Regions from separate parts of the Homo sapiens genome. Here regions 1 and 3 are each linked to region 2. A link is a loop called in an ENCODE intact Hi-C map of the cell type or tissue named here. Cell type or tissue: endothelial cell of umbilical vein. All regions are shown on one strand. Region 1 overlaps KCNIP4 (potassium voltage-gated channel interacting protein 4). Region 2 overlaps KCNIP4 (potassium voltage-gated channel interacting protein 4). Region 3 overlaps KCNIP4 (potassium voltage-gated channel interacting protein 4).

Region 1 (4,000 bases), 330 kb after region 2:
AGACATGACCCACGTCATGCCCACCCATGTCCATATAGTCCTGCCAGGTCCTGGCACTACATAAGCTGCATGGAGAAGGGAAAAGAGGAACATGCTAATCCAGTGGAATCAGGCTTCTGATACCTAGTGCAATGATAGAGCAAAACAGAAATGAGGTTTACTTGCATAAAAATAACATCAAAACAAACAACAACAAATCTATCCTTTCTCTGTATCTATCTATCTATCTATCTATCTATCTATCTATCTATCTATCTATCATCTATATCATCTATCTATCTACCTGAAGTTGTAGTGGGTGAGAATCATTAGGACTCTAAGATCATAGTCAAGTTTAAGATAATGTCTATCCTTAAGAATGGAACTTGAAAGGTTAGCATGTACTAGGAAAAATGCAGCAACTTGAGGAACCCAAAGATCAATATTTTTAAGGATCTATCTTCAGGATCTATCTAGCTCTAACCATTTCTGAAATTTCTGCAGCGTTGGACTTTTGGGTCTTGATGTTGATAATACCAAGCAATCATCATGATCGAGTCCTACTGTAGAAGCAAAGTGGAGCCCACTTGTCCACTGATCCCCACTTTGTATGCGGATGGAGTTTGGGCCAAAAATCGGAGGTCCAGACCTCTGATGTCTTCCGAGTAAAGCTAAGCTTTTGTGCCATTTTGGAGATAGTAACATGCAAAGATGGGCTGCCAGCCACAATAAGATGAAAATAACGAGAAATAGATTTTGTGTACAATCAAGAAGTCTCCAAGTAGAGTGTCAATGCTGTGATTCTTGATACTGACTGTCTACTGGTAAATGGTTCCTGGGTCACTTATATTTGAATCAGGGCCACCTGGCTCTTGGGCAGATGAGTTGTGGCACTAAACTTCAGAAAGCTGATCCACTGCTCAGTCATCTGGGAAAACTGAGGCAGCCTACCAGGCCCCTAAATATAATCTGTAGTGTATTTGTCTTAAATTGATTAGAAAAACAGAAAATGGAAGGTTGTTTCCATACTCATCTGGCTTCTAGGATTGATATAACTATTTTTCCCTTTTTTTTTTCTCCAATAGCCAGGGAGGAAAAATCCAGTCTCATCCCACTGATATTAAGATAGCCAACCTTCTAGTGTTTTAGAGATCAGATTGTATTCGCTTTCTAGTTTTTCTAAGATTGTAAACCCTTAGTAGAAAGTCTTCTACACCTGATGTTTTTCTATACACAATGTCAATACTTAGTACATAAATATAAGATTTTTGATACATTTGACAATTCCTATTCTGCTGAGTCCAAATTTCCGGGAATGTCTGATAATGTACAGAGAAGCTACAATTACAGCAGGGAGATGAGGCTTGATGACTACCCAAGGGTACGAGAAGCTTTGCAGAAGGCAATGGAACAATCTAGTTTGGGGCAGGACTGCCAAGAAACAAGTTCTTTCAAAAGTAACAAAGAAAATCTCATCAAATTGGATTTCACACAGACATAAGGCTGTAATTCAGCTGAGGCAAACAGCAGGGAAAATCATTTTCTTGTCCACTTCAAGTAACAAAATGATTCCCCTCCTGTCACTTCTGAGTTGATTTTGTTCTTTTGCCTTCGAAAGCTGAATGAAATATAAAGGAGAGGTTGTGCATCTATCTATAAGTTTAAAAAAAAAAAAAAAAAAAAAAAAAGGAAAGCTATACTCAGTGGGAAAAATGGAAAGAAACAGTTGAGTTAGTATCTCTGGGACTTAATCTAGAATAAGGATTCCAAAAATCACAATTTGGTCTGCTGTTGGGGGAGAGATTGTTCCCCATGTCTTCCTTAAGCACCAAAAACAATTACACAGCTCCAGCCCATGTGCAAGCATTAGCAACTATTCTGGGATTGAATCCAAATTTGAGCATGTGTAATAGATGAGGATTTTCCACAATGTGGAATATTTGAACAGATAACATCAGAACTAACAGTTAATTTATTTTTTAAGTAAAGAAGAAACAAACCATAAAAACACAAGGCGTTTCTTGCTAAGGTTCAGAGACATATTCAGTGAAATACGCAAATACCTTAACAAGAAATAGGTGACATTTGACTTAACTCTAATACACCATAATTAGTTTCTTTCTCCATCAAAAATCAAAGTTAGTGTATTTTGATCTAAAGCTAGAATTGAGATTTCTCTGCTTTTTCTTTTGGCTGGTCATATGAATCATGCTTAAAATGGGAAAGCCAGAGGGTTTGATGTGGTCCAGACCTATCCGTAGCCTGTTTCCTATCCCTGATTCAGTCTTATCAGAGCTGTCCCATAATCTGTACAACTACCCATACAGCTTCAGAATATGATAAAGAAAATAGACAGAGGTTCTTACATACAGAAATAAGGCCTCCTCTTTTGTCTCTCCCTGCAGAGATTCTACAAATCTTTGAGCCAAGGAGATTATCAAAATGACTCACTTTTAAACAAACAAACAAACATAGCTCACCAGTGTTTTTTAGAATGCAAGAAAAAACACAAATTGGAACCAAGAAAAATCTGTTAATTGCTTAGATTCTTTATTTCCCTTTTATGTTTACTGCCACTAATTAGTCTGGATTATCCAGGGGCCTAAATAAAATAGTACGATCTAAAAATGCATGTGTTGCTTTTAGTAAGAATATCTTCACTTTTTTCTTAAAAGTGAAGTAAGACTATCTTCACTTTTCTTAAACCCATTCTATTAAAAAAGAATAAAAAAATAAAAAATAAAACAAAAAACTTTACTACATTCTCATCTGGGTCATGATCAGTGCTGAAATACTAACCACAATAGATTCTAACTTTGAAATTTTGACAATAGTTATCATACTCCGAGTGTTTACTATGTACCCAAATACCAATACTAAATATTCACTACTCAGTACTTTATTATAACCACATCACAATACTTTGAAACACAGAATCATTAAATACCATCATTTTCCGATGAAAAAACTCAGGTGTAGGAAGGTTAAGGAATTTGCTCAAAGTTATACAGCTAGTAAGTTGCAGAGACATGACTTGAACCCAAATCTCTTCGACTCTAAATTCAGAGCTGTTGAACTTGGCAGCAGTATAAAGTCACTCCTCCACTCAAGAAACACCAATGATTTTATATCTTATGCCACAATAAAAAGTAAAAAGACTCAAAAATAAAACAAAACTTAAGATTTATAGTTATCTGGCCATTTCTTGTTAGTTTAATCTTAATTTTCACCAGTCATCCACATGGGTCCCCATGCTACCACCCCATGTTCCTTAAAGTTCTTACAAGGGCCCAGTTCACTTTTGTCCCTTCCCTCACATTGTTTTCCTCACAGTAGTCTTCTGAAACGCATTTCCTGTCTCTCCTTCCCATAATCCCACTGTTACCCCATGTGCATATTAAACTCCCAGGCCATGTCTCTATAACCATACACAGTTTAATACAGTTGCAATCCAAGTTAGTGTTCATCATTTAGCTGCTATAGATAGTAGTTGGTGTCATGTAGCTTACATTTGTATTTCACCTAAAGTAAACCATTATCTATTAAGGTCAGGGACTACAAATTTATAATTTGATTTTTTACCTCAAAACACACTATGAAACTCATAGAGAGCTCTAAATAAATTCCTGTTGTTTAAATGAATAAATAAGAGTTCATTACAAATATAACAAAGTATTTTCACATGAATTTCCTAGACACTTCATATTGGTGTGAGCCACTTCAAAACAGTACAAAAGGGATTAAATACAAATATATCTTTTTAATACTTATTAAAATGTTAGACAATTCAGCTTTAGTAGGAGTTTAATTATAAAATGAAACCAAGCAAAGCCTAAATACCTAATTCAAAAGATTTCTGTTCTATAGTGAAAGACAGATCAATAATGATAAATTGGATTTTTAGCCTTTGGGAATAAATGGGGAACCAAAAAGAAAAGCAAACCTTAGTAAAGTAATTCTGGTCTACCACTAGTGAGTGGACAAAATTATTTTACAATCAGTATTACATTCTATTGGAATG
Region 2 (4,000 bases):
GATCTTCTTTGGGGAAATGTTTTATGCTATAGACTGAAAGTGTGTGTGGCCTCCAAATTCATATGTTGAAACCTAATCTCCATTATGATCATATTGGGAGGCGGGGTCTTTGGGAGGTGTGTTAGTTCATTCTCAGGCTGCTATAAAGAACTGTTCAAGAATGGGTAATTTATAAAGAAAAGAGGTTTAATTGACTCATAGTTCCACAGGGCTATAGACGCCTCAGAAAACTTAGGGCAGAAAGGGAAGAAAACATGTCCTTCTTCACATGGCAGCAGAAAGGAGAAGTGCCAGGTGAAGGGGGAAAGCCCCTTATAAAACCATCAGCTCTTGTGAGAACTCACTCACTATCATGAGAATAGCATGGGGGCAACTGCCCCCATGATTCAATTACCTCCCACTGGATCCTTCCCAGAACACATGGGGATTATGGGAACTACAATTCAAGATGAGATTTGGGAAGGGACAGAAAGCCTAACTGTATCAGGAGGTGATTAGGTCATAAGACTTAAGTTTTTAATGAATAGGATTAATGTTCTTATAAAAGAGGCCCAAAGAGCTGCTGTGCCTCCTCCGCCAAGCCCTAGTGACATAATGGAAATATGGTCTTCCATGAACCAGGAAGAGGGACTTTACCAGTAACCAAATCTGTCAGCACCTCGATCCTGGACTTCCCATCCTCCAGAAATGTAAGAAATAAATTTCTGTTGTCTATAAGCCACCCAGTTTATGGTAATTTGTGACAGTGGAGGTTGTAGATTACAGAGAAAAAGTGGAGGTTGTAGATTGCAGAGATGAATTAGTGTAGTTTATGAAACCATGAAGTTTGACGTTCCTGAGGGATATCCCAGAGAAGTTGGGAAACCAGTAATTAGAAAGGAGTTTGGAACTCAGGTCAGAGGTCAAAGCTTACAGCTATCAGTTTGTGCTCCTTTAGCACATAGGTATAGAGATCTCCCAAGGAAAATACCTAATGAAGAAAACCAGGGAGCTGAATGCACAGCCTTGGTGGGAAGCTACATTTAAAAAACAGGAATGGGATAAGCAGTCCATGAAGACCAGGATAAAGTAGACAGAGAGGTACAAGGAGAAGCCGTAGATTATATCAAAGGAACCAAGGAAGAAGAGGCATTCAAGTAACTCAAGGCCTCCACTCCCAAACTCAGCAGAGACTTCAGTTAGGTCCAGAGAAGTCACAGGAGAAAGTGTTAGTAGCATAGACTCTGAAACAGGCTGTGTAGGCTTGCATCTAGTCTCCACTACTCACACTAGCTGTGTTTCTTAAATTCTTTGTGCCAGTTTATTAATTTACTTGTGCCTCACTTGCCTTATCTGTAAAATGGGACTAATAGTATACTTACCCCATAGAGTTAATACAACCATAACATTGACCAATATTTGTAGAACCTTAAATTCTTAACTCATAGTTAGAATTAAATATATTTATTGAATTTAAATCAAGCAATTCATAGATGTCAAGATTGGAAACTATTCAGTGGATTTGCAAATGAAATGTAGTTTTGACACACACACAAATCAGTACAAGGAAAACTGGGGAAATCTGAATAAGATCAGTGGATTACATCAATGTGAGTAACCTGATTTAATATTGTACTGCAGCTTTACAAGATGATACTACTGGGGGAAATGGTACCTGGTGACCTCCTTGGACTATTTCTTACTATTGCATGGCAACCTATTGTTATCTCAAAATAACAAGTTTAATTTAAAAATATTGGTAGCCATGGAAAATAAAGGTGGTCTTGACCTATGAAAGAACAATTTAAATGACATGGTAGAGGCAGAAGCCAAGAGTTAAGAAATAAATGCAGATGAGGGGTTATATAGACTGAACTTAGACAGCTGTTTTAGGAATTTTATGTAAGAGTATAAGAATGAGACTTGCCAATAGTTAGAGAGAGCTGTGTGTGCATGTAAAAGTTGTTGTTATTGCTGATTTGGAATGAGTATGTCTTCTAATGCATTTTTTAAGGGTGAATGAGACTTGACTAGCATTACAATATGTAAGGAGGCAGCTAGGAAAAGAGGAAGAGACAGGGAGGAGGAGGAAGGGAGGGAGGCAGATAAATTATAAAGAGGAATCAAGATATCATAGGAAGTGGGATTGAAAACACTAGGGAAATGGAACATTCTTTTCTTTTATACAGGAAGAATAAGTCAGCAAATAAATACCAAACAGGTGCCAGCTATACACTGGACTTCCTTCTAGGAGTTAATTAAGCACTGTGGTTTTGATTGAATAATACAGATCAAATTCCTCTGTCCCGTGAGAAAATGAGACAGTTCTGTAGGTACATTTACTGCTGGAATCAGAAGAGCTGTAAGGATGTATAGGCATGTTACTGTAAATAGATGAGGAGACACTAGATCATGAAAAAGAGACAAGATTATCAAGCTGAGTGTAAAAATTGCTAATTAGTAGTGACTCTCATATCTGGATTTTTGTTTGGTTTTCCCCAGCAAGTAATAGAGAAGTGGAAGACAAATCATTCTCTGACCCTAGAGTTCGGTGACCCCAGAGCCATATAGGTATGTGACAGGTTGGAAACTGGCTTCTCAAAATATATTGATAACCTAATCTCTGGAACCTACCTTACAAGTCCCCCCTGCCCCACAACCCCCCCCCCCCACACAAAAAAGAAATGAAAACAAAAAAAATTTCAGGTATAATTAGTTTAAGGATCTCTATAAGGAGAGATTATCCTGGATTATCCAAGTGGGCCTTTTAGGCTATCCCAATTGTCCTTACAGGAGAGAGGCAGAGAGATGTGACATACATACAGAGGAGGAAGGGATATGATGATGGACCAGAGAGACATTTGAAGATGTTGACCTTGAAAATTACAGTGGTGCAGCCACAAGCCAAGGAATGGTGACAGCTGCCAGAAGAGGAAGGAAAAGATTCTCCCCCAGAATTTCTCAAGGGAGCATGGCCCTGCTAACACCTTGATTTTGGCTCAGTGATATTAATTTCAGACTTTCGACCTCTAGACAGTAAGAGAGTAAATTTTTGTTGTTTTAAGCCTTTCAGTTTGTAGTATGTTGCTACAGCTGCATTAGGAAACTAATACATGCATGATTGTAGGACATGGATAAGGAAGTAGGGATGTTCAAGGGTATTTCAGGAAATCAACCATATAGTGCAGATTAGTATGGAACTTGTGAGACTAAGAAGGGCTGGTGATCCCAAAGGTCTTGCTTGCAGAATCAATGAGCAGAATGTAGTGAGATTGAGGGCTTAAGACAGTTGAATGGATATAAGGTTGTGGTCAAAAGGGTGAGACCATCATTTAGGATGTCAGGAATTAAGTAGTTTCAGGTAATAATAAAGTCCAAGTGATATCCATCAGAGTGAAAAGTGGAATGGAAAAGAAAATAATGGCATTTAAAGAGTCAAAAAACACTGAAGCTCAGGTGAGTGGCTGGTAGGCAGGTCAACTCCATGGATATTACTGTCAAGCCAATGAACAAAGATTTTAAAGTCAGCGATCAAAGTCTGGAATGAGTATGATACAGAAACTCTCCCAGTAATAACATGAGACGCCCTGATTCTGGTTCTCTGTGACTCAGCTCTGTTAGACAATTTTCTTACTTCAGGAACTGCCAATACCCCATTTAACATGATGCTGGTGAGGCTTTTAATCCCATTTCCATGGGCCACAGGGCTAGGTCAAATGATGCAGGCTTTTCCAGGAACAGTTCTCCATCCCCCAGGCCAAAATGATTGGTTCAGTGTCATGTGACTAAAACTAGTTCCTGCCTTGCTGGAGTTATTAGCACGGAGAAAAGGTGAGTAAAAGAGACAGCATCCTGATACACTGTTGGAGCCTTGATCCAGCCATGCCTGATGCTGTAAGTATTCCTATCTTAGATATGTGAGTCAATAAACCTTTAACTTAAGATACTTTGAATGGGTTTTTGTTACATGTACTCAAAAATATCCTAATTTATACCAGAATAGTATTATTTTCTTGCTCTT
Region 3 (4,000 bases), 230 kb after region 2:
TTCACTTCCTAGTGGCATTGCAGGAGATCCGTTTGCAATTTGTGTGACTGACTCAAGATTTCATACAACTCTTGTTTCTGAAATGTCTTCTGATCACTGAGTCATAAGAGTAACACTTCTCAAGTTGTTATTGTTCTGAAAGTCTTTGAAGGGTCTGGGATACTTGGACAATATTATTTCCATCGGTACTTTTCCATCCTCCTGTGTATGGTATTATTTCCAGCCAACTTTGGAAAAATAGCATTTCAACAGCTTTGCATATCCACATTGCACCTGCTTCTGGACTATAAATGATTACGTATAATTTAAATTTATAGAAAATGTTCACAGGAACCAGATCACAGGGCACATATGTGACTACTGATTGCTTCTATTTCTTATTTTCCAAGTATAAAAACATATTTATAATGAAAAGCTTATACTTGCTTTATCTCCAAATCAACAAAAATTAAACCTCTTTGATATTAGCCAGATAGACTACTCTTTCAACTTTGACCTTAAAGGACAATAATGAATCTCATTAAAATCATATTTCCAAAGTGGCTTTCAGAAAGTCTCCTACTCTTACACTATCCCCAGGTTCAACAAGTTTATTTTTGGATGCACTTAATGCTTTCGTTTCTTCTTTTCAGATTCTGATTTAATCACTTAGCTTCTGTGGCATAATCAAGACAAGTTGGATGAATTGTCTCCTAACTGGATTATAATGAAAGAAGCTCTAACTGGTCTTAACGTAGTTTCGATGTTTGGAGTCTTTCACAAAGAGAAACAAAAGCATGATAAGAATGTGCTAAGCTAATTCGAAAGGGAAGCAAGGGTGTCACAATTAAACAAGGGTGTCCAATTATATTGTTCCCATACATCATTCCACCACTCCAATAGGACATGGGCTTATAGAGAACAGAGTCAAGCCTTGTGGTTCCTGTTGTGCCCAGCACACACAGCATTGTGCTTGGTATATAGTAGGTGCTCAATAAACATTTGAATATAATTTAATCTAGGCTCTCCCAGGGAGAAAATATAGTTTAGGGTTCAAGGTAAAGAATCTCAACATGGCCAGCACAGTGGCTTATGCCTGTAATCCCAGCGCTTTAGGAGGCCAAAGCAAGAGGATCGCTTGAGTCCAGGAGTTCAAGACCAGCCTGGGCAGCATAATGAGTCCACATCTTCACAAAAATAAAAATAAAAAAATAAACTGGATGTGGTGGCGTGCATCTGTAGTCCCAATTAATCAGATTGCTTGAGCCTAGGAGGTCAAAGTTTCAGTAAGCAGTGATCATGCCACTGCACTCCAGCCTGGGTGACAGAGTAAGACCTTGGCTCGAATCAAAGCAAAACAAAACAAAACAAAAACCTCCAAAACATTTAAACATTAGATTCTCCAGATATATGTATGTTTTGTATATCGATCATTCTATGCCACAGGAAATGTTCAACCAGGATCTGGGTAACCAGATTAGTGTCACAAAGAAGGAGTTTGTAGATCACCTAGGAAGTAGAACTAAGTTATATCTAAGCAACCTTACAAATTGAAAATCTATCAGTCTTTGAAAACATATCTGTTCTATGTTTCTCACAGTCTTATTGGTGATGGGATAATGACCAGTTGGCCATGATCTTAACAGGAAACGACAATGTAATATGCTAGCCCTTCTAGGTAACATATTTACCCTGGCACAGAATGCCTTAATTCCAAGGTGTGACTCACTGTAATCCTGAGAATTACAGTAATTTGGGGGTGGAATATTATGGCCAAAGGCAATGAGCACAGAGGAAACTTCTCACTGCGAAGCTGAGAATGAACTGAAATGATCAAAAATTGAATGCTTGAAGTCTTTTAATAAATTATAGGTAGAAGGTAAACTCAGCTATTTCTGGACAGCAGGAAAGGGTCTAAACAGAGGAGGTAGCACAGACGCAGCAATGGAATGTGAATGAGTCATATTTCCACATCAGTAGGGCTATGAGGAGACCACTCTGAGATGATATGACAGATAGTGGCTGCATTCTTCAGCCCTAGGAAAAATGAAGATTGCAGGAATTAGGTTAGGAGGTGAAGACTTTCAGGGAGGTAGAGTGGGAACCAGAGGCCAGGGAGAGTGTTGTCAAGTATGCTGACCACACAGTGAACACAGAGGATACAGCTTGATGCTCCTGAAGTCATTACAGGCAGGGTTAAATTCCCCTCAGTGACCCACTGACCCCCAGACACCAGGCATGGGGTCGACCAGCTCTCTCCAGTTCTTCTCCACCACTACATAAGAGAAGAAGCCTTGAAAATGCCACCAAGCTTTTGGGCTCAGAATGAATCATGATGGAAGCTACTGCAGCCTTGACACTGGAAGGCATTTCAGTTCTGTCAACTCTTGCCTCAAAGGAATGTTCATTTCCTTTTACACAAGATAAAGCTTCTTTGAGGAGGATTTGTGTCAGGTAAAGAGGAACACTGAATAAACTGTTGTGGTGGATGTCAGTGTCTATTCTGTGCCTGAAATTGGAATTTGGGCTTAGAACTTAAATACAGGATGTGACTCAATGAACAGAGACCAGAGTTCCAGTACAAGATATAAAGAGACTTTGTTTTGAATCAGTTCTAGTATTTCTAGAAATTCTTGTTATATTTGATGGAGTGAAATCGGTAATTCTTTGAAACTCTTTACCTTGTCAGCTTCCATAGTACTCTGCTGTCCTCATTATCCCTTTACTTCTCTGAGCCTTCACAGAATCCTTCTTATCTTCCCAACTTACATAAATGTTGATGTTCCCCAGGAATCCATTCTCAGACCTCACTTTCTCTATATGAGCTCATCCATGCTGCTTCCTCCAATCATCAACCATATTCTGATGACATCTACATCTTTACCTCCAGTTCAGACTTTGGATCTTTAAAATCATATAATTGCTTCTACCTTCTAGGTCTGACTATCTCACAGATAAGCAAATGCAACATGATCAGGATTTATCTTCACATCCAAGAGGTCCTTCTACTACAAGACCACCACATGCCCCATGAAAGTCATACTAAAAACTTAGGAGGTGTCTTGAATTCTCCTTTCCCCTCAAAGCCCATCATATCTACTCTGTCAAGTCCTTTTCACATTCCCCCAACACTATTCATGGATGAGTCTCATCTTCTCCATCTCTGGAATCACCTCGCCTTAAAGGAAACATCCAAATTTATTTTTAAAATGGAAATGTACCCCTATGCCTGAATCACAGGAAAGCAATAATAATAACTGATTAATATTTCTGCATCACTTAAAGAATAACATTCAAAATCACATGTCTTTTATTATGGAAATGCAAATCAAATCACATTGAGATATTATGCAATACCTCTTAGGAAAGCTGATATCAAAAATTGGAAAGCATGAAGTGTTGGCAAGGATGCGTGGATATGGGAACATGAGTGCATGGCTGGTTGAAATGTAAAGTGGTGCAACTGCTGAGGAAAATGGTATGGTAGGGCCTCAAACAGTTAAACGTAGCATTACCATTGACTCAGCAATTCTACCTTTACGTGTGTGCCCAAAGAATTAAAAGCAAGGATTCAGATATTTGCACAGCATTGTTCATAGTAGCATTATTCACAATAGCCCAAACGTGGAAACAACGCCAATGTCCATTGATGGATGAAGGGATAAACAAAATATGGCATAATATACATACAATGGAATATTATTTAGCCTTAAAAAGGAATGAAATTCTGACATATGCTATGGCATTGATGAACCTTGAAAACATTATGCTAAGTGAAATAAGCCAGACACAAAAGGACGAATGTTGTTATTAGTTTTTCTCAGATTACACATATTTGAAATATCTTAGAAGAAGCAAATTCATAGAAATAGAAGGTAGGATAGTGGTGATAAGGAACTCTGCGGAGAGAAGAATAGAGAATCAGTGTTTAATGGGTAGAGCTTCAGTTTGAGATGATAAAAATATTCTGGGGATGGATAGAAGTGACTGTTGCACAACACTGTGAATGTAATTAATGCCA

The links. Hi-C counts contacts between places; a loop is a spot of excess contacts. Peaks named below come from ENCODE experiments on the same cell type or tissue, not always from the same donor. Only the 100,000 strongest peaks of a DNase experiment are listed, where the experiment ranks them.
Region 1: a loop joins it to region 2, with 9 times the contacts of the local background. A loop is called at or near these places in 4 of 110 quality-filtered maps.
Region 3: it touches region 2 in a loop (8-fold over the local background); 2 of 110 quality-filtered maps call a loop at or near these places.

Annotation. Positions count from the first base shown.
Region 1 is chr4:21,111,814-21,115,813 of GRCh38, forward strand. The region is part of intron 1 of KCNIP4 (potassium voltage-gated channel interacting protein 4); the gene reads right to left. Among named protein-coding and RNA genes, the nearest start is that of MIR7978, 350 kb to the right of the region's middle. In endothelial cell of umbilical vein, no CTCF peak of the experiment used is centred here; DNase peaks (open chromatin) are centred at 1,888 and 2,198; H3K27ac peaks cover 1,921 bases.
Region 2 is chr4:20,776,939-20,780,938 of GRCh38, forward strand. The region is part of intron 3 of KCNIP4 (potassium voltage-gated channel interacting protein 4); the gene reads right to left. Among named protein-coding and RNA genes, the nearest start is that of PACRGL, 78 kb to the left of the region's middle. In endothelial cell of umbilical vein, no CTCF peak of the experiment used is centred here; a DNase peak (open chromatin) is centred at 2,123; H3K27ac peaks cover 2,613 bases.
Region 3 is chr4:21,011,244-21,015,243 of GRCh38, forward strand. All of the region lies in intron 1 of KCNIP4 (potassium voltage-gated channel interacting protein 4), which reads right to left. Among named protein-coding and RNA genes, the nearest start is that of PACRGL, 310 kb to the left of the region's middle. RefSeq lists a silencer at 1,543-1,837. In endothelial cell of umbilical vein, no CTCF peak of the experiment used is centred here; DNase peaks (open chromatin) are centred at 68 and 1,788; H3K27ac peaks cover 3,162 bases.